Regions from separate parts of the Homo sapiens genome. Here region 2 is linked to region 1. The links are chromatin loops, found by intact Hi-C in ENCODE. Cell type or tissue: PC-3. All regions are shown on one strand. Links, peaks and the distances in the headings refer to the core of each region. The heading gives the core; the rest is flanking DNA.

The links. Peaks named below come from ENCODE experiments on the same cell type or tissue, not always from the same donor. Only the 100,000 strongest peaks of a DNase experiment are listed, where the experiment ranks them.
Region 2: it touches region 1 in a loop (5-fold over the local background); 6 of 110 quality-filtered maps call a loop at or near these places.

What each region holds. Positions count from the first base shown.
Region 1 is chrX:106,295,486-106,306,677 of GRCh38, forward strand. No RefSeq gene overlaps it. Among named protein-coding and RNA genes, the nearest start is that of PWWP3B, 130 kb to the left of the region's middle. In PC-3, for the core only: no CTCF peak of the experiment used is centred there; DNase peaks (open chromatin) are centred at 4,956, 5,386 and 6,996; H3K4me3 peaks cover 961 bases; H3K27ac peaks cover 3,468 bases.
Region 2 is chrX:106,250,033-106,261,224 of GRCh38, forward strand. No RefSeq gene overlaps it. Among named protein-coding and RNA genes, the nearest start is that of PWWP3B, 87 kb to the left of the region's middle. In PC-3, for the core only: no CTCF peak of the experiment used is centred there; no DNase peak of the experiment used is centred there; H3K27ac peaks cover 762 bases.

The DNA of each region.
Region 1 (11,192 bases), core at 1,310-9,309:
ATAAGTATTTGTGCACAGCACACAATGGCATGTCGGACATGCTATCATTATTTTTTTCATTCATTATAATCAGGGACCTTTCCCATGATTTTATCATCAAGGTTTATGGTTACACAGTAATTAGTCTGCCGGGAGCTGTAACACTGCACGGAGAAATGGCCTGATAGGGAGTTGTTCCTAGAAATTTCTTGCTAAGTGATATACTTTGCAGTAGACATAACCTGAAAAATGAGTCAAAATATACTGGCATATTTCTACAGTTGCACTTAGTCATTAGTCATAGAACCAGTTCATCACATTGTGTGACCAAAATTTCCCCCAGAACAGTGCAACTCAGATTTGCAGGCTTCCCTTTGACCTTGTGCAGTTCAAAAAGCAGGTGTGGTATTGGCAAACATATGGCTTCACTCTTTTGAACATCAGGGTACAATTGCTAAAAGACAATAGCAATTTCTTACTCTGAGCTTCTTTAGGTCACCAACGTCATATTGATTTTTTTTTATTCCATAGATCATTTATTCGTTCCTTTACCCTCAACTACTATTGCTCCTTCTTTCTATTTGCTGTTGAGATTTACCAAAACTTTTCTATCTTTGAAAGGGTGTTAGGTTTTACCATTTATTTGGTCAAAATCATTGGTACCAGTACCAGCCTGGTAAGTGCCTACCCTCAACAGTTTTCAAAAGTGGCTATGTGAGGAGAAACTCATCCAATCCCATTCAAATAGGGAGGGGTTACATAAAGATACAACCAGTGGGCTTTCTGGACCATGTGGGAAATGCAGCTGCATTCACCGCCAACCTTAATTTTGCCAGATGCCATAAAGGCACAATTCATCCTTTCAGGCCCTTATAATCACTGGCATAAAGGTGTAAAGGTAAAGTTAAGGGTTTTGATTTAGGGATCATCTGTGCCTCTGACACCTACAGTTGCAGCCCTAATCCTGGGACCACGGAAGCAGCTAGGAACACAAAAGGTGGGTTTGTGTGGGGATGCATTATGTAATTACACCAGCATCCTCCCTTATTGCCTCTTCCCCAATCCCCCAGAAAAACAGAGAAATCTACCTAGTGGGGAGTATGCTTTGTCCCCCCTTCCCATGTTGAATGTGAGCACACACTCATGAAGGTTTGTAAGCTAGCCTTTCATACCGTTATCTCCACTCAATTTACTCAACAAATGTTTTGTCATTCCAATTCTCTATCAAGTCACGACTCCGAAGATGATGTGCGATATGATGTGGCCACCTGATATTATCTCTTTGACTCTTGTTGAGCCCTATGGACTATACAATACGATCGTTGGTCTGAAAAATTGTAACGTGGCGTTCTAACTTGGTACAGTATCTTCTGTTCCAATCCTTTATAGTACGTTCAGAATTTGTATTTACCATCCAGTATACAAAGCATAGTCCAAAGTAAGTATCTCTTTCTATCAGGACCTATTTATAGCGCCCCCCTCCCCACAACCCCGCCAGGGCTACTGGTAGTAGTCTGATACAGTGAATGTGGTATCTATGTGGGAACCTCCCCCTTAAGCCCCCCACCCAAGGGAATCTGCCTCATAATTATCTGCAGTCTTTGTCTTTCTGGCTGGCACACAGTTAGCGCTTGCTGGGATTTGGTGCCTCAGAAAGTGCAAGTGGAATACGCTGATGATAAGCCCACCTCTGCTTTGCTGCAGCTATTCCATGTCCACTCATTCCATGGACCAGGTCAACACCTCAACAAGCACAAAAGGATGTCCACTTGCTCATACCAATCACCTGATTGGGGAAAGGAATCATTTGAATGGGCATTAACTTGTCCTTCTTTAATCTGCCTCTTAAATTTCCATTGTGATTTCCACAGGGCTGTGACTCTTACAGTAGCCCTTTAATAGTTCGATTTTCCATTGCCCATCTGTCTGACCACGTGGCCAGGCCATTGGCTCTCTCTTTATTCTACCTACGTCACCCTCTTATTCCACTTATGGGTCAAAATAAACCAACAAATTTTTTACTTTGTTTTTGTTCAATTCTTCCATCACTACAAGGAAAACAGCATACAATTCAGCCCAGCCCTTTAAGCTGATTTCTTCTTACATTCTTCAATCAGAGTTTTTATGTTCGTCAGTTTTTAGGTCGGTCAGTCTCCCAAACTGGATGCTGTCCATCCACCTTGGAATTGCCATCCATAAATTAAGGAGCTATTTTGTGGTCAGTTGAGAGCTGTGCATAGAGACCCACCACCAAGGTGGCAATAGAATATGGCATCTCTTCAGTTGATTCCAAACTTAGCCTAAGGGAAAAGAGACTGTACCTAAGCATGCACACATTGACTGCATCCTTGCATTCCTCCAGTGGCATGTTCCTGCATAAACCCTTTTCATTTGATTATGGAGATTTCTGAACACTTCCTTTCTTATCTCTCTTATTAGACATTACTCAAGACATTATGAGCAATGGTTTCAAGAGTATTTTATGTACCCAAGTCATACGGGCAGTTTCAATAAGTGCCCCATAGCAAACAAATAATCGTCTCTCAAACAGAGTGTAATACACTGCCACGTCTGAAAACTTTCTGCCCAATATTCCAGTCAATTGTCACTGCTGGACAGCACTCATTGTATTTTGCCATAAGCTCCCGTTTGCATAAATGTAAGTTGCAGGCACTTCCAAATCATATCTGAGTGTGGATCCTAAAGTCCTAAAGCCGTTGACTGAGACGCCAGTTTTTGCATTTTTGACATAGCCTGCTGTTGTTCAGGCCCCCATTCAAATATGGTCTTCTTAGAGGTAGTTTCATGGATTGAATCTAACAGCATTCTCTGATATGATGTATGAATCCTCCAAAATCCAAAAGACTCAACCACGTGCTGTGCTTCTTGCCTATTTACGGGGTAAGCAATGATGGCATTTTATTTTTAGTTGCCTGTGGGATGTCCCAGTGGCTTCTGCCCATGTTATTCCCAAGAATTTCATCGTTTATACCAGTCCTTGAATCTCTGCTGGGTGGATCAACTATCTTTGCTTTGTCCTATGTGTCACCACTGCATTTAAGTAATTTTAGCTCATCCTTTGTTTTCTGATATTATTATGAAATCCTCTATGTAGTTTATTACTGTGCTTGATACATGGATCAAGTTCAAATCTTTCCTGACCAAATTATGACAGCAAGCTGGTGAATTCAAATAATTCTGCAGCAAAATGGTGAGTGTAAATTGGGATCCTTCCTACACAAAGGAAAATTACAGTTGACTCTTTATTATAATTGGTGTTCAGGAAAAAAAGCATTTCCCAATTAACTGCTGAGTAGTTGCCTTCTTTAACCTGTATTTTTTTCATGATGATGCTATATGTGAGACTACATTATTCAAGCATTGATCACCTACTGTTAGTTTTCATGAACCATCTGCCTTTTCATAGGCTACAAAGTGCTATTGTACAACACTCCAGCTTTTAACATGTCATTAATTAAAGTGATAATCTGTTTTTTTCTCCACCAGGTATTCTTTACTGCTTCAAATTTACAACCTGAGTGGGCTCAGAAAATTCTGTAGGCTCCCACTTATTATGTCCGATTAATACCACCTAACAGATAAACTTACATGCCGTTTGTTTTACCATAATTGTTAGAGGAAGTGTTTCCCAGCGGACATAATATCCATCTCAGTGATGCATGCAGGAAAAAGAGATACAACCACTTCACCTAGAGTCTCTTCAAACGTTTCAATGTTTATCCAAACACTGACCTTTATTCCGTCAAACATTCTATCCTGATATCCTCCCGATATTACTGTCAACTCTATCAATGCCACTTTATTCTTCACATTCCTTAGTAATTATTTACATTTTTTGGCTTTGCTGAAGTGAGTCCCTTGACTCACTCCCTTTTCTTTCTTCATTCTCTTGTGGATCATTATAATTTTCTTAGCATCTGAGAGACCCATGGGGGAAGCTGAGATAACAAATCTGATACAGCTTCTCAAATCATTGCTTGATTTTACAACAGCAAGATTTCATGGGGTGACCATGCAACACGTTCCCCTAAGTCACAGAATTCAACATGACCTGAGTAACAGGCATAATAAGTATATAAACACCCTGGTCTTTGCAAAGCCAATCCAGCATGGATTGCATATGCAGCACATCAGGCTGCTTCATCTAAGAGTTTCACTTATATTTTAAAGGAGGGGAAAAAATCCTTCCTCTTTTCATGCTAAAGAAACTTCACAGTGGCTTTTATTCAGTATACAAGGCTAGGGATCCCCTCAGGAAAAACCACTTGCGTGTTTGGATCATGTACAGCCATCTATTCAATAGTAAGTCGTGAGTCCTGCATCAACCCAAACATACTCCTCCATTCTGCAGCATTCAAAACCAAGGAGACTGCTCCTAACTTAATCACTCTCACAATCCATTTTTACTCAGTGATTTTCAGGAAGCTGATGATATGACTCCAGAAGAGGAGACAGCTCTTTAACGCCATACCCACCGGTTTCAGTAGTTTCTCAGATTTGCCTCCACCTGCCACCTGGAATATATTCTTGGTGAGCAGAGGTCATAGAAGTGCTATCTCTTGTTGCAGCACAATTTTCATCTTATAGCAGTTCTGAGACTAGGAATCATAGCTCCGACTAGCTACAATTTGAATTTCATGCAGTGCTGGGATCTACCCCAAAACTCTCCTGCACTTTCATTTTATTTATTGCAGATAAAAAATAACTAAGAGGTTGTCTATTTGGCTTTTTTCTCATTGTATTGTATTTTTTCATGTATCCAGGGAAGCCACCTCCTCATGATTGTAAATCCCATCGTTATGTGACATTCACCTCAAGTAACTGATCATATAACAGCTGTTTTGTACAATGGGTGACTCAATAGACATCCAGGCATCAAAGGTTTGTCATCCACTACCCCTTTATCCTTCCTCTCTTCAAAGAATCCTTTCACCATGATTTGGTGAGTCAGATTGTTTTAGCAAATCTCACTTCTGAAGCCAACTCTGTTGGGTATCATGACCACCTTCAGGCTCCATGATTCACCAAAAGAACTCGGATGACTCAGAGAAGCTCTTGTACTCACAGGTATGGTTTATTATAATGAAAGGATACAGATTACAGTCAGGAAAGGGAAAAAGCCACATGAGGCAAAGTGAAAGAAAAATTAGGTACAATCTTTTTAGTGTCCCTTCCCAGATAAGTCAGACATGGATACATCTAATTATACCAGAAATGATGTGTGCCAACTATGAAAGATGACTTGAGCCTTGAAGTCCAGGCTTTTATTATGGGTCAGTCATGTAGCCATGTAGCACCTGCATGACTGACCACAGCTACGCAGATTCTAGTCCATCCCTCAGAGCAAAAATAGACATTCACAATAATTCGCATTGTTAGGATAAACTTAACTAGTCAAACAGGTAGAGCATGGCCCATGGACTCTGACATGCAAAACCAAACTTGTTAGTAAGAACATTTCACGGACTCAGAGGTTATCTCTCAGGAGCATCAAGAAGACAGGGCCTTGTTTGGACTACATGTTGAGGCCTGCTGAGTTAACCCTTCACTTTCCACAATAAACATAAAGAATAAATATTACTCTTGCCAAATCCATGCCCAATAAATTAAAAGTTTCATAAGGTTAATCAAGAAATAAAATGTCCAAATGCAGAGTTTTAAATTTCCATGCTTCTAATAAAAATAGTGATTAATTTTATATCATTTCTCTTAGGTTGAAAATAAAATCAGTAAACAAAAAATAGTTTTCAGTTATCCAACAGATAGGCATACCTTATAAAAGTTAATTTGGAAGCCATATTTTGATAATCCCCAGCCAGGTGGTTAGTTTACATAGGTCTAAAGGAAATATCAGGTGTGGCATTTTCTCTATATAAGAGTATGTTTCTTTAAATTACCCACATGAATACCAACACCCATGGAATAAAAAATATTTTTTCTAACAACAGAAATTTCAAGCTTATACCTTGGAGATTTTTGTGTGATGTAGCTGGTGTAAATGTAAAGGCACCTGAAATTTCTGAAAAGTAATGAAAAAAGAAACTTTTTTATTACTATATAAGACAGTCCATAATGGTTCTGATTAATAAACGTGTTTTGGCTATTCTGGCTCCTACATAAGTATTACAATTGCTTTGTATAATTAAAAATAAATTTTGAAAATTGATGGGATATTCAATTTGTAGGACAATTCAGAGAGATTTTAGGTCTTCGCTAAAGTTTCCATTTTTTTCTAATAAGTAATACCCTTTTTGGCAGGGAAATTTTTAATACATAATGTTAAAACTAAAAGTATTATAAACATTTATGAAAGCATAAAATTAACCTCAGATTTCTTAAAAGAATGGAAAACTTTAGCTTTCTTTCTGATCATCCAAATTTTATTCTATGTCTATCAACAGAATCCAATTGAAATTATCAAAGGCTAACTAGGTTCTCCCCGCACAGGTGTCAGGCTATTTCAGAATACAGAAACAAGAGAAGAGAAGTGAATGGATAACTGGTGACTCGTCTACTTCTGGCTTTACTCATGAGGAGAGAACCGTTTCTTCCAAGTAACAGAAGTCTCAGATACAGCTTCTTCAATAAAATATATCATCCTCCCATACACACACACAAATAAACATATATATACACAGTCGCAGTTATGATAGACGCCCAATAGGGCTGGTATGCATGTAGGTATGCCACCTTTCCTTCCTGTTAATATCCCTAATAATTATTTCTATCTCCAGCTATTAAATAGCATTTCCCAGTTGCCATTAAACCATAATATCAGCATAACAATCAGCTTGATGTTAGCTTTCCATGGAAACTGGGATACACAAATTCATACTTAGAATCACCATCAATGAATAAATAAATAAAATGTCTGGCATTCTTGTCAGACAAACCAAACCTGTTTCAGTCTCTATTCAGGACTACCTTAGAATGTGGAAATCACAGACGCTTGTACGAAAGGAATCTCAAATTCCATGCAGCCACAAACCCAGTGCAAACATTCAATAGCTCCAGATGACCTAGTACACAAGATTAACACATTTTTTCCATTACACCTTAAACATATCATCAGGATCATGGCCTTGTGCCACAGCTAAGTGGCTCACACATGACTCACAATGCTAAAACTCACAGAATACATGAGTGAATGAATGAATGAGACAGAAGAATATCTGTTAGAATCTAGACACAGAGATGACTCTAATGAGGAAGCAAAGTCTGAGAAATAAGTGAGAATGGCATTTTCCTTCCATCAAGGTCTCCGACAAATTTAGAATACTCTATCTGACATCAGCATAAAAACACCATTAGCAAGACATCATTTAAATATATGTATTGTGGTACAATTAATATAACATTCAGCTGTTTTAAGTGCATGAAATTGAATGATTTTGTATTAAAGGTACACAGTTATGCAACCCTCACCACAATCTATATACACCCTATTCAATTTTAGAACATTTCTGATATCTCAAAAAGATCTTTGTGCCCATTTGCAGTCCATCCCTGCTCCCAATCCCAGATGCAGACCTAGGCAACCACTAATATGCTTTCTGTCTCCATGGTCATACTTTTTCTGAGTATTTCATAAAATCAAAACATACATTGCATGTTCTTTTGTGACTAGCTTATTTCATTTAGCAGAAGATGTCCAAATTTCATACATGTTGTAGCATTTATCAACACTTCTTTTCATGGCTGAATAATATCTCACAAATATAACACATTGTCTTTATTCATCCATCTGTTGATGAACATTGAGTTGTTAAATTTATTCCTAAGTATTTTATTCATGTTATGTTACTGTATGCACAATGGATCTACTAATTTCATTATTGTATTGTTCATTGCTAATTGCAACTAAACATAATTGATGTTTATATACATATATATTTTACTTTAAAACATACAATTAGGTTATTTTTGACTATAATCACCCTGTTGTTGCTATTAAACATTAGTCTTGTTCATTCCTTCTAATTATATTTTTTAACCCATTAACCATCCCCACATCCCCACTAGTCCCTGACTACCATTCTCAGCCTCTGGTAACCATCTTTCTACTCTCTATGTCCATGAGTTCACTTACATTGATTTTTAGATCCTACAGATAAGTGAGAACATGTGATGTTTGTCTTTCTGTGTCTGGCTTATTTCACTTAACATAGTGATCTCCAGTTCCATCCATATTGTTGCAAATCACTGAATCTTATTTTACTATGGCTGAATAGTACTCCATTGGGCATATGTACCACATTTTCTTTATCCATTTATCTGTTGATGGACACTTAGGTTGCTCCCCAATCTTGGTTATTGTAAACTGTGCAGCAGCAAACATCTGAATACAGATATCTCTTCAATATACTGATTTCCTTTCCTTTGTGTATCTACCCGGATGTGAGACTGCTAGGTCATATGGTAGCTCTATTTTTAATTTTTTGAGGAACCTCCAAACTATTCTCTATAGTGGTTGTACTAATTTACATTCCCGCCAACAGAGTACAGAAGTTTCCTTTTCTGCACATCCTCACCAGTATTTGTTATTGCCTGCCTTTTCGATATAAGTGATTTTAACTGGGGTGAGATGATATCTCACTGTAGTTTGGATTTGCATTTGTCTGATGATCAATAATGTTGAGCACCTTTTAATATTCCTGTTTGTCATTTGTATGTCTTCTTTTGAGAAATATCTGTTCAAATCACTTGTCTAATTTTTATTAGATCGAATTATTAGATTTTTTATAGAGTTGTTTGAGCTCGTTATATATTCTTGTTATTGATCCTTTGTCAGATTGGTAGTTTGCAAATATTTTATCCCATTATGTGGGTTTTCTTTTCACTTTGTTGATTATATACTTCATTGTGCAGAAGCTTTTTAACTTGATGTGATCCCATTTATCCCGTTTTGCTTTGGTTGTCTGTGCTTGTGGGGTATTGCTCAATAAATTTTTGGCCAGACCAATGTCCTGCAGATTTTTCTCGAAGTTTTCTTGTAGTAGTTTGATAGTTTGAGGTCTTATATTTAAGTCTTCAATCCACTTTTATTTTATTCTTGTATATGGCAAGATGTAAGGGTCTAGTCTCATTCTTCTGCATACGAATATCCAGTTTTCCCAGCACCATTTATTGAAGAGACCGTCTTTTCCCCAATGTATTTTCTTGGTATCTTTGTTGAAAACGAGTTTGCTGTAGGTGTGTGAATTTGTTTCTGGTTTCTCTAGTCTGATCCATTGGTTATGTGTCTGTTTTTATGCCAGTACCATGCTGTTTAGGTTACTATAGCTCTGCGGTATAATTTGAAGTCAGGTAATGAAATCCCTCCAGTTTTGTTCTTTTTGCTCAGGGTAGCTTTGGTGATTCTGGATCTTTGGTAGTCCATACAAATTTTAGGACTGTTTTTTTCTATTTTGTTTTTTGAAAAAAAAAATGGCATTGGTATTTTGATAGAGATTGCATTGACTCTGTAGATTGCTTTGGGTAGTATGGACATTTTAACAATATTGATTCTTCCAATCCATGAACATGGAACATTTTTCCATCTTTTAGTGTCTTCTTTGATTTATTTGTATAGTGTTTTATAGTTTATATTATAGAGATCTTTCACTACTTTGGTTAATTCCCAGGTCTTTAATTTTATGTGTGGCTATCATAGATGGAATTACTTTTAATTTCTTTTTCATATATTTCACTGTTGGCATATAGAAATGCTACTCATTTTTGTGTGTTGATTTTGTATCCTGCAATTTCACTGAATTTATCAGTTCTAAAAACTTCTTTATGGAGTCTTTAGGTTTTTCCAAATATAAAATCATATCATCTGCAAACAAGGATAATTTGACTTCTTCCTTTCCAATTCGAATGCCTTTTATGTCTTTCTCTTGTCTGATCGCTCTAGCTAGGACTTCCAGTACTGTGCTGAATAACAGTGGTGACAGTGGGCACCCTTGTTGTGTTCCAGATCTTAGAGGAAAAGCTTTCAGATTTTCCCCATTCAGTATGATACTATCAGGTTGGTGCAAAAGTAACTGCAGTTTTTCCACTGTTAAAATTTGCAATTTGATATTGGAATATATTCTTAAATAAACGTGATTATGTTACACATGATTTTAATGCACATTTCTCACTTCATGCTTTTTTGATTATGGCATTAATTGCTGTTTATTTTATATTTACTTTAGACTATGGAAATGACATTAGACAAAAAGCAAATAATTGGTGTGATTTTCTTACATGAGTTCAAAATGGGTCCTAAAGCAGCGGAGACAAGTCACAATACCGACAATGCACTTGGCCCAGGAACTGCTAATGAACAGACAGTACAGGGGTGGTTCGAGAAATTTTGCAAAGAGGACAAGAGCCTTAATGATGAGGAGCACAGTGGCTGGCCATCAGAAGTTGACAACGACCAGTTGAAAGCAATCATCGAAGCTGATTCTCTTACCACCACAGGAGAAGTTGCCAAATAACTAAATGTTGACCATTCTATGGTCATTAGGCATTTGAAGCGGAAGGTGAAAAAGTTTGATAAATGGGTGCCTAATGAGCTGAGCAAAAATTAAAAAAAAATCGTCGTTTTGAAGTGTCATCTTCTCTTACTCTACCAATGAATCATTTCTTGATTGGATTGTGACATGCGATAAAAAAAAAATGGATTTCAAACGACAACTGGTGAAGACCAGCTCAACGGTTGGACTGAGAAGAAGCTCCAAAGCACTTTCCAAAGCCAAACTTGCACCAAAAAAAGGCCATGGCCACTGTTTGGTGGTCTGCTGCCAGTCTGATCCACTACAGCTTTATGAATCCCAGCGAAACCGTTACATCTGAGAAGTATGCTCAGCAATTCAATGAGATGCATCAAAAGCTGCAATGCCTGCAGCTGACATTCGTCAACAGAAAGGTCCCAATTCTCCATGACAACGCCCAACCGCACATCGCACAATCAACGCTTCAAAAGTTGTACGAATTGGGCTATGGAGTTTTGCCTCATCTGCCATATTCGTTTGACCTCTCACCAACTGACTACCACTTCTTCAAGCAAAGCAACAATATTTTTCAGGGAAAAGACTTCCACAAGCAGCAGCATGCAGGAAATGCTTTCCATGAGTTCATCAAATACCAAAGCATGGATTTCTACATGACAGGAATAAACAAACTTATTTCTCATTGTCAAAAAATGTGTTGATTATAATGGT
Region 2 (11,192 bases), core at 1,052-9,051, 46 kb before region 1:
GATGTGCATGTTTGTTACATAGATAAATGTGTGCCATGGTGGTTTGCTGCACCTAACAATCCATCTCCTAGGTATTAAGCCCCACATGTGTTAGCTCTTTTCCCTAGTGCTCTTCTGCCACCAGCCTCCTGCAATGGGCCCCAGTGAGTGTTGTTCCCCTCCATGTGTCCATGTGTTCTCACTGTTCAGCTCCCACTTATAAATGAGAACATGCTGTGCTTGCAAACTGTTCTGACCTCTGGCCATTTTTCACATGGCAGTTTTTATCCTGTTTTCAGGAATAAAGAGGGAAATAAGAATGCCCTTCTTGCATCTGTTGTTACTCAAGTGAGTTAAGGCTTAAAAATAATCTTTATGTCAAAATGACATATTTTAGGGTGGCATATTCTGCCATGCTTCAATTACATGAAACCAGTTTGATCCACCCATTTAGCATAATAAAGAAGTTTCTGAGGACTAAACTCTGATCTTTTTCTTCTCTTGCTCAAATTCCTATGTAAGGGGTACGGAGATCCATGTCCTACAAACCATAAACTCTCAAAAGAGGGGTTTTATTCAAAACATATAACATGGCTTACTTTCCAGCCTGACTCTAGCATAACATCACATGACAGATAAAGATAACCCCCAAATATGTTTCTTTGCCACATCTTCAAATAGCCCAGCAAAGGGGACAGTCAACATTGTATAGAAAATCCCCTTCCCTTTCCAGGCCTTTTTCCTGATCCAGGAGAGACTCAACTAAGAGTCTGGCACTTTATATATTAAAAAAAAGTCTGACAAGAAACATTTACAATCTATTCTTTCTGAGGCTTGCTACCTGGAGGCTTTATCTGCATGATGGGAAATTTGATCTCCACAATCTCTTAACTTAAGCCAGTCATTCCATTCTATTGATTCTATGTACATAAGGGGAACCTTAGTTTCCACAACCCCTTATCTTGGCCCAAACATTCCCTTCTACAGATTCTAGATATTTGGACAATGACTTAACTCTTTCAACCAATTAACAATTAGAAAGTTCTTGAATCCTCCTATGACCTGGAAGCCCCCACTTCAACTTGTCCCATCTTTCCAGACTGAACCAATGTACATTTTACATGTATTGATTTATGTCTTATGTTCTCCTAAATTGTATAAATCCATGCTGTAGGTCGACCATCTTAGGCATATATTCTCAGGACAACTTGAGACTGTACCTTGGGCCATTGGTTACTCATATTTGGCTCAGAATATATCTCTTCAAATATTTTACAGAGTTTGACTCTTTTGTTGATATTTTCTTACTAATTAGTTTTAGGAAACACTCCATTCAGGTGTCTTTACATTTCAATGGGCTACATAGTACAAGAAACTCTAAAGTAATAACAGCTTGGAAGTTTGGTGATGTGGATTTAGGATGGAAGTCTATGGCTGTTGGTGTTCATGGGGGTCATTTTAAGGAAAATGCACTTATTTCGAGAGAACTCCATTCCTAGGATTTCTTTTCCTTGAGGTATATGTTAATTGCCCACCTGGATAAAGCATTAACAGAATATACCTTCAAAATTAATAATTCTATAGAGCATGGCTATCAATTGGATAACTAATGACTACTTTTTGATTAGTCATTTTATTTCAACCTAAGAACAATGTAGGAACATGAATCATTATTATTTTTATTTTTGTGGATACATAGTAGGTGTTTATATTTATGGGGTACATGAGAGGTTTTGATACAAGCCTACAATGTGAAATAAGCACATCATGGAGAATGGGATATACATTCCCTCAAGTATTTATCCTTTGAGTTACACACAATCCAATTATATTCTTTAAATTATTTTAAAATATGCAATTAAATTATTCTTGACTATAGTCACCCTGTTATGCTATCAAATAGCAGGTCTTATTCATTCTTTCTATTTTTTTTGTATCCATTAACCATCCCCACCTCCTCCAAACCCTGCAACACCTTTCACAGCCTCTGGTAACTATCCTCCTACTCTCTATGTCCATGAGTTCAATTGTTTTAATTTTTAAATTCTACAAATAAGTGAGAACATGCGATGTTTTTCTTTCTGTGTCTGGCTTATTTCACTTAACATAATGATCTCCAGTTTCATCCATGTTGTTGCAAATGACTGGATCTCATTATTTTTATGACTTAATAATATAATACTCCATTGTCTGTAGGTACCACATATTCTTCATTCATTAATGTATTGATGGACACTTAGGTTGCTTCCAAATCTTGACTATTGTGAACAATGCTGTAACAAGCATAGGAGTGCAGATAACTCTTTGATACACTGATTTCCTTTCTTTTGGGTGTATACCTAGCAGTGGGATTGCTGGATAATATGGTAGCTGTATCTTCAGTTTCTTGAGAAACCTCTAAACTCTTCTTCATAGTTCATGTACTAGTTTACATTCCCACCAACAGTGTACAAGGGTTCCCTTTCCTCTATATCCTTGCCAGCATTTGTTATTGTCTGTCTTTTGGACATAAGTTATTTTAACTGAGGTGAGATGATATTTCACTGTAGTTTGGATTTACATTTCACTGATGATCCATGATGTTGAGCACCTTTTAATATGCCTGTTTCTCATTTGTATGTCTTTTTTTGAGAAATGTCTATTCAGATCTCTTGCTCATTTTTAAATTGGATTATTAGGTTGATTCCTAAAGAGGTGTTTGAGCTCCTTATATACTCTGGTTATTAATCCTTTGTCAGATGGTAGCTTGCAAGTGTTTGCAAGTTATGTGGGTTGTCTCTTAGCTTTGTTGATTGTTTCCTTTGCTGTGCAGAAACTTTTTAACTTGATGTGATTCTATTTGTCCCTTTTTGCTTTAGTTGCCTGTGGCTGTGGGGTGTTGCTCAAGAAATTTTTGCCCAGAGCAGTGTCCTGGAGAGTTTTCCCAGTGTTTTCTTGTAGTAGTTTCATAGCTTAAGGTCTGAGATTTAAGTCTTTAATCAATTTTTATTTGATTTTTATATATGGTGAGACAGAGGGGTCTAGTTTCATTATTTTGCATATGGATATCCAGTTTTCTTAGCACCATTTATTGAAGAGACTGTCTTTTTCCCAGTGTATGTTCTTGGCACCTTCATAAAAAATGAGTTCACTGTAGGTGTGTGGATTTTTTCTTGGTTCTCTAGTCTGTTACATTGCCCTATGTGTCTGTTTTCATGCAAGTACCATGCTGTTTTGGTTACTAAAGCTCTGTAGTATAATTTGAAGTCAGGTAATGGGATTCTTCCAGTTTTGTTCTTTTTGCTTAGGATAGCTTTGGTTATTCTGCTTCTTTTGTGATCCATATAAATTTTAGGATTTTTTTTTCTATTTCTATGAAGAATGTCATTGGTATCATGATAGGGATTGCATTGAATCTGTACATTGCTTTAGGTAGTATGGACATTTTAATAATACTGATTCTTCCAATCCATGAACATGGAATTTTTGCCCATTTTTTTGGTGTCCTTCAATTTTTTTCATCACTGTTTTAGAGTTTTCACTGTAGAGATTTTTCAGTTCTTTGGTTAAGGTAATTCCTAGGTATTTAATTTTATGTGTGGCTATTGTAAATGGGATTGCTTTTTAAGTTTCTTTTTCACATTGTTCACTGTTGGCATATATAAATGATACTGATTTTTTATGTTAATTTTGTATCCTGAAACTTAACTGAATTTGCTTATCAGTTCTAATAGTTTTCTTATGGCATCTTTAGCTTTTACAAAATATAAAATTATATCATCTGCAAACAAGGATAATTTGACTTCCTTTCCAATTTCGATGTCCTTTATATCTTTCTCTTGTCTGATTGCTCCAGCAAGGATTTCCAGTAATATGTTGAATAACAGTGGTGACAGAGGCCTCCTTGTCGTGTTCCAGATCTTAGAGGAAAGGTTTTCAGTTTTTCCTCACTCAGTATAATATTAGCTGTGGGTCTGTCATATATGGCTATTATTATGGTGAGGTACGTTCCTTCTATCCTCAGTTTTTCGAGGGTTTTATTATGAAAAGATGTTGAATTTTATCCAATACTTTTCCAGCATCAATTGAAATGATCATATGGTTTTTATCCATCATTCTGTTAATATGATGTGTCAAATTGACTGATTTACATACGTTGAAAAATCCTTGCATCCTGGGGAATAAACCCCACTTGGTCATGATGAACGATCTTTCTAATCTATTGTTGAATTTGATTTGCTAATAGTTTGTTGAGAATCTTTGCATCAGAGTTCATCAGAGATAATGACCTGTAGTTTTCTTTTTCTGATGTGTCCTTGTCTTGTTTTGGAATCAGGGTAATACTGGCCTTGTAGAATTAAATTGGAAGTATTCCCTCCTCCTCTACTTTTTGGAATAGTTTGAGTAGGACTGGTATTGGTTCTTCTTTAAATGTGTTTGGTAGAATTCAGCAAGGAAGCCATCAGGTCTTTGGCTTGTCTTTACTGGGAGTCTTTTTATTACGGCTTCAATTTCGTTAATTGTTATTGGTTTGTTCGGGTTTTAGATTTCTTCCTGGTTCAGTCTTGGTAATTTGTATGTATCTAGGACTTTTTCAATTTATTTTAGATTTTCCAATTTATTGGCATATAGTTGCTCAGAGTAGCCACTCATGATTTTTTGAATTTCTGTGGTATCAGTTGTAATCTCTCCTTTTTCACCTCTGATTTTATTTGTTTGTATCTCCTCTTTCTTTTCTTAGCTATTCTAGCTAAAGTTTTATCAATTTTGTTTAACTTTGCAAAAAACCAACTTTTTGTTTCATTGATATTTTGAATTTTTTTATTTCAATTTCATTTATTTCTTTAATAGAAGAAAAGAAATAATAAAGATCCCAGCAGAAATAAATGAAATTGGTTCCCTTTTAATTTTCTAATTCTTTAAAATGCATTGTTAGATTGTTTATTTGAAGTTTTTCCTTTTTTTGATGTAGGTATTTATTGCTATAAACTTCCTTCTGGGGACTGCTTTTGCTGTATCCCATAGGTTTTGGTATGCTGTGTTTATTAGTCTGTTTTCACATTGCTGATAAAGACATACCCAAGACTGGGCAATTTACAAAAGAAAGAGGTTTAATTGGATTTACAGTTCCACATAGCTGAGGAGGCCTCACAATCATGGTGGAAGGCAAGGAGAAGCAAATCACATCTTACGTGGATGGTGGCAGGCAAAGAGAGTTTGTGCAGGGCAACTCCCATTTTTTTAAAACCATCAGATCTTGTGAGACCCATTCACTACCACGAGAACAGCATAAGAAAGATGCCCCCACATCCCATAATTCAATCATCTCCCACTGGGTCCCTCCCACAACACGTGGGAATTACGGGAGCTACAAGATGAGATTTGGGTGGGGACACAGAACCAAACCATATCATTGTGTTTTCATTATCAATTGTTTCAAGAAATTTTTCCATTTCCTTCCTGAATTTCTTCATTGACCCACTGGCCATTCAGGAGTATATTGTTTAATTTCCATGTGTTTGTGTAGTTTCTAAAATTCCTATTGTTATTGATTTCTAGTATTATTCCATTGTATTGAGATAAGATGCTTGACATTATTTCAATTTTTTGAATGTTTTAAGACTTCTTTTGGGACCTAACATATGGTCCCCCTTAGAAAATGATCCATGTGCTGAGAAGAATGTGTATTATGTAGCTATTGGATGCATAATACATCCAATATCTTGTAAATATCTCTTAGATTCATTTGGTCTATACTGCAGATTAAGTCTGATGTTTCTTTGTTGATTTTCTTTCTGGAAGGTCTATCCAATGCTGAAAGTATGGTGTTGAAGTCTCTAGCTATTCTTGTATTGGGGCCTATCTCTTTCTTTATATCTAATAATAATATTTTCTTTACATATCTGGGTGCTCCTGTGTTGGGTGCATATATATTTAAAATTGTTTTATCCTCTTGCTGAATTGGACCCTTTATTATTATATAGTGACCGTTTTGTCTCTTCTTATACTTTTTGTCTTGAAATCTATTTTGTCTAAATATAGTGAGTCCTGCTTTTTTTTGGTTCCCATTGGCATAGAATATCTTTTTCCATCCCTTTATTTTCTGTCTATGTGTGTCTTTATAGGTGAAGTGTCTTTCTTGTAGGCAACAGATTGATAGGTCTTGTTTTTTCATCCATTCAGCTAGTCTATATCTTTTGACGGGAGAGTTTAGTCCATTTACATTCAGTGTTATTATTCATAAGTAGGGATTTACCCCTACCATTTTGTTATTTGCTTTCTGGTTGTTTTATGGTCTTTGCTTCTATCTTTCTTTCCTTCCTGTCTTCCTCTAGTGAAGGTTATTTTCTCTGGTGATATGACTTAGTTTCTTGATTTTCATTTTTTGTTTATTTGTTGTATGTTGTTTTAAGTTTACCATGAAGCTTGCAAATACTATCTTATAACCCATTATTTTAACCTGATAACAACTTAATGCTATTTGCGTAAACAAACAAGCAAAAAATAACTAATAAAAACTCCACACCTTAACTTTGTCCCTAAACTTCTGAACTTTTTGTTGTTTCTATTTATATCTTATTGTACTATCTCTTAAAAGGTTGTTGTATTGTTTTTGACTGGCTCATCATTTGGTCTTTTTACTTAAGATAAGAGTAGTTTACACACTATAGTTACAGTGATATAGTGTTCTGTTTTTCTGTGTACCGACAAAAGAAAAATTTCAGCTGAATTAAATTTAAAGAAATTTAATTGAACAATGAATGATTCGCAAATGGGGCAGCCTTCTGAGCCACAGTAGGCTCAGAGATTCCAGTGTAGACAGGTGATGGAAGAAGATTTATGGACAGAAAAAGAAAGTGATGTACAGAAAATGGAAGTGAGGGGCAGAAACAGCTGAATTGGTTACACCTCAGCATTTGCCTTATTTGAACATGGCTCCAAGTGTTGGCTATATTTGATGGGCCAAAACTCAGTTATTGGCAGAAGTGTAGGCTATGGTCTGTTTACACCTCCACTTGTTATAGTTCACAATGTACAGAGAAACCTTTAGGCTGAACATAAAATATGTAAGGAGGCAGCCTCAGGCTAAAACTGATTTAACAATTCCCCGCTGTTGGTCTTCTCAATTTTGAGAGATTGACCAAAACTTTAGTCATTTATGTTACTATCACTATCATAAATATACTTAGCTGGTCTTGAAACCCAGGGGAAAGCAGTAGAACTGTGGGTTTTGTAAGGTGGGAACAAGAACTTCAGGTTATTATTATTATTTTTTTGTAAGGGTTAGAGTAGAGGATACCCTCCTCATGCTGGAATCTGTTTAAAAGGAAAACCTGTTCTCTTCTATGATTTATATGCTTCCTTAAATTATTAGTGTGATTATGTCACCTTTAGCATGAGCAACTCCATTTTGGTTTGGTCTGGTCTGTTGGGGCCTAGTGAATGAGCTCGGTCCAAAACAATGGCCTCCCATAATTTTATTTTAAAAATTCCCCGTTTGTGTTCACGTTCTCACCTGCGTGAGAATGTGACCAAAACTTAGGGCCTTAGCACAACTCTTAGTTACCATCATTTTGGGTTTATGGTCTCAGCATGTCATTCATAGGTTATAGTACCCTCATGGTCACACATTTCTTTCAGAATGACTCTTGTCATTCCAGTTGAAGAGAGGCCATTTGACATTCTAGAGATGGCTGCATGCAAACATTTAAAACTTTTGAGAGAATACAGCACACCAGGGAGAATACTATTATGACTCTCAGGAGGATAACACCAAGAGTTTAGAGTATGCTCTTTACCCAGGGTCCCCATAAACCAAACCACCTAAATTAAATAGATCAAAGAGGTAAAGAGTCTACTCACTTAACTAAACAGTCTCTTCACTAATCCCCAAAACTGAATCTGTATAATACCTAATGTGTTGTATTTCTCCATAGGCCACAGGTGCCAGCAGCTACACAGATATTTCTCTGTTTAGCCAGTAAGTTATATAGAGCAATTCTATTATTTAGCATAACTTTCACAGTCTGTTGTGTAACTATAGCCTTTACAGTAGAATCTGCTATAGAGCCTATCATGAGGGATACATTTCTAATCATTGCCTCTTTTACTCCAAACCATGGAAAAAGGACCTAATGAATGATGCCCGTCTAGAATAGCGAAGGCCTCCTGGCAATGTTATTTTAATCCATTATGTGGGTTAAGAGGAGAGAACCAACGTTCTGTTTCTGACTGATTATGAGGCAAAGTATATACCATTAAAGTTTCTCACTTTCATCGGGCCTTCATCTTCCATCTATCAAGGTATAAGGTTATCTATGTATAAGGCTGGCTGCAAAATCCTTCACAAATAAAAGTATACCACATGAGTACACACAACAGACCCCCTTTTCACTTCCATTGTTCATAAAGGTATAAGCAATGGAAAAATATTTAATGATAAGAGTCTCGTGAGAGTAAAGAAGTCTTGATCCGTGATCTTGGGAAAAGATCACATCAAAGATGCCATCTTCTTCTGAGAAGAAATTTTCTTGGTTTGCTTTATCCTAAGGGTTCCAACGGGTGTACGCTTCCAAGATTGTGGAGGGACACTTCCCAGTTGTGAGATTATGAACTCAAACTTCAAAGTCCCAAAGTTTTGCTGTAGTGTGCATGGCAGAGAAAGAGACAGTCTTTCTCTGATGTTCTCAGAAGATCCAGTCTTTGGGTTCTAGATTGTGAAAGGGTTGATTGTCCTTAGTCAGTGAATCATAAAAAGCTTTCTTTACCTGGTGAAAATGTACTGTGGCATAATCATCTGATGTTATAACATCACCCCTCTTGCATGGAAAAGCTTTTATACAAGCAGAAAACATGCATTGAAAATGACAATGGAATGAAATCCCTCTACAAAAGTTTAAATGGCCCATCAGATAGCCAAATGTACCTGAAGCTTTGATTATCTTCCCAGCAATATGGGTTTGACACAGCAAACATTGGTCATAAACTATGTTAGCAATTTAGAAGTCACCACACTAATATATATTTAATTTGGATCATTTTATCTTTTTCATGATGAGTCATGGAATGCAGAACTTTTAACAACAAAAGCTTTAGGGACTCAGGAAGGACAAGGCATCTGTCCTGGTTCTCTATGAGTCCATTCTTAACGTTGGACTTAGGTCCTCTTGAATACCAGTTGTTTCTCCAATTTAGGTGCATAGCACTGATAACCGATGGGTTATCATAGGTCATTTGACTTAGACCATGAAGTTCATTCAAATTGTATATCGAAACGATTTCAGTATTGGCTGATTTAGCATGATAATATGGCAAAATATCTTCTTGGTATTCAATTTATTTTTGCTCTACTTGGGTTACAAGTTTGATAAAGCAGTCAGTCTTTTCATTAAAGTTCCAGAAATTCTTACCCAGTCCAAATGATGTGATTCTAAAGTTATTAGAAACCTGTATTCAAGAGTGTTTTTCAGAATCCTTTCCATTCTTTCATGAACCTCCTAAAAGATACAATATTCTAAGATTTTGTGTGCTTGTGAAGTTTTCAGAAACTAAACTGCATTAGTATTAAGCAATAAACTGTGGAAATGACTTTAAAAAGTCATAATTAAAGACAAAATTGACAAATGTTTGATTATTTCTGTGGTCTACAATAACTTAAGATAACAACTATAATTATGATTGAGAGTATATACTCTGACATATTAGAATTTTAGAAATTCCATAAAATTTTGGAACAAATATTAATATTACTCACTAAAATGTAACCTGAAGAAGGTTAAACATTTTTATTTTGACAATGTTTCCCATGGAACTTAACATTTCACGTAATTCTGTTTATCTCTCTTTTGGATGCTTCAGGACCCTCTGCAGCATCCCTACGTCAGAGGTTAAAAAAGACTTAATTTTGCAGCTGAAATTTGATTTTGAGAAACCTGCCAAATATGATAAAGGTTTAAAACACTTGATAGTATAAAATAGAATTCCAGGTCATGATAAGCCATTCATTTCGCCAAAATGACTCACAAATTTTAAAAAGGCAAAAACCTTTACTCATTCATAGTGGGAAGACTTCGCTTTCCAAACAATCTGTCTCTTGTCTTTCCCTTCTTTTCCTGTAGTTCATTCAAAATGCAAACAAAAATCTTTTATTATCCTTTAATAGTACATGAAAATCTTATTCAAGAGAGAAAGGCAAATTTTACCCTTGCATTAATATACTATTAATGTCAACCCCAATTTTTAATAAAACCTTATGGACAAATCTATCCAATCTTAATCAGTTTGACTGTAAGGTGAGATTCTCATAAACCTTTTATAATACTTTACAAATTTTTGTTAAAAAGCAGATCAGTGTTCTAAGAAAACCCTGTTGTTCTTTTATTCCAATGTTCAACTTATGGAAAAACTGAATGTTCTTTAAATTTAGCCAATATGTTCATACATAGAATTTTTTAAAATATTATTTTTTTAAAATCTTCTACAACTTGCTGAAACCTTCAGCTTTTTTTCCATCTAATTTAAAACAATCCTTACCTCTAAACTAGATAAAAATGTACATTCCCATGCCTTCTTATAATCATTTATCAAAAGCACATTTCACTTTCTTCACATACCTTGAGTGTAAAACTGTTTTTTTCAGTAGTCTCAATTACATGTTACAATGTTAACTCTTAGCAATTTTTTATTTTTGATGAAAAACCTGGTAAGTTATTTTATTTATGTATGAGGTTTGGAGCCTAGGACACCAGACAGAAGTGTAGATAAGTTCTGACTCTTTCCAGCATAGTTAGGGGGGCATGGCTAACTCCACATGTCTCCAGGCCTTACATCAAATCTAATAGATGCAAAATAAATAAGCTGAACACTTTTCAAAAGTCAAAGAAGCAGTTTATGACCTTAAAGCATTTAGCAAACCTAATATCTGACCCGCCTAATTTAGAGCAAATATCTTTATTTTACCAGTAATCTTTAAAAAACTTTATTTCCAAAAGCTTGCTAAAGTCACGTGAGCTAAAAGGCATTCCTTTTTATTTTTCTGACAAGATATTTAAGTGCTTACTTTTCTTTAATCCAATTAATCAAAGCTCTTTCATATATAAACATTACACACACACCACATATAAACACACATGCAGACAGACAAATGAAGATCCAGCAGTTGCAAGATTTTTCACTGGCCAATTTTTAAGTTTTTTAATTGGATTACTGGCTTCAGGGTGAAGTTCTTTGAGGAA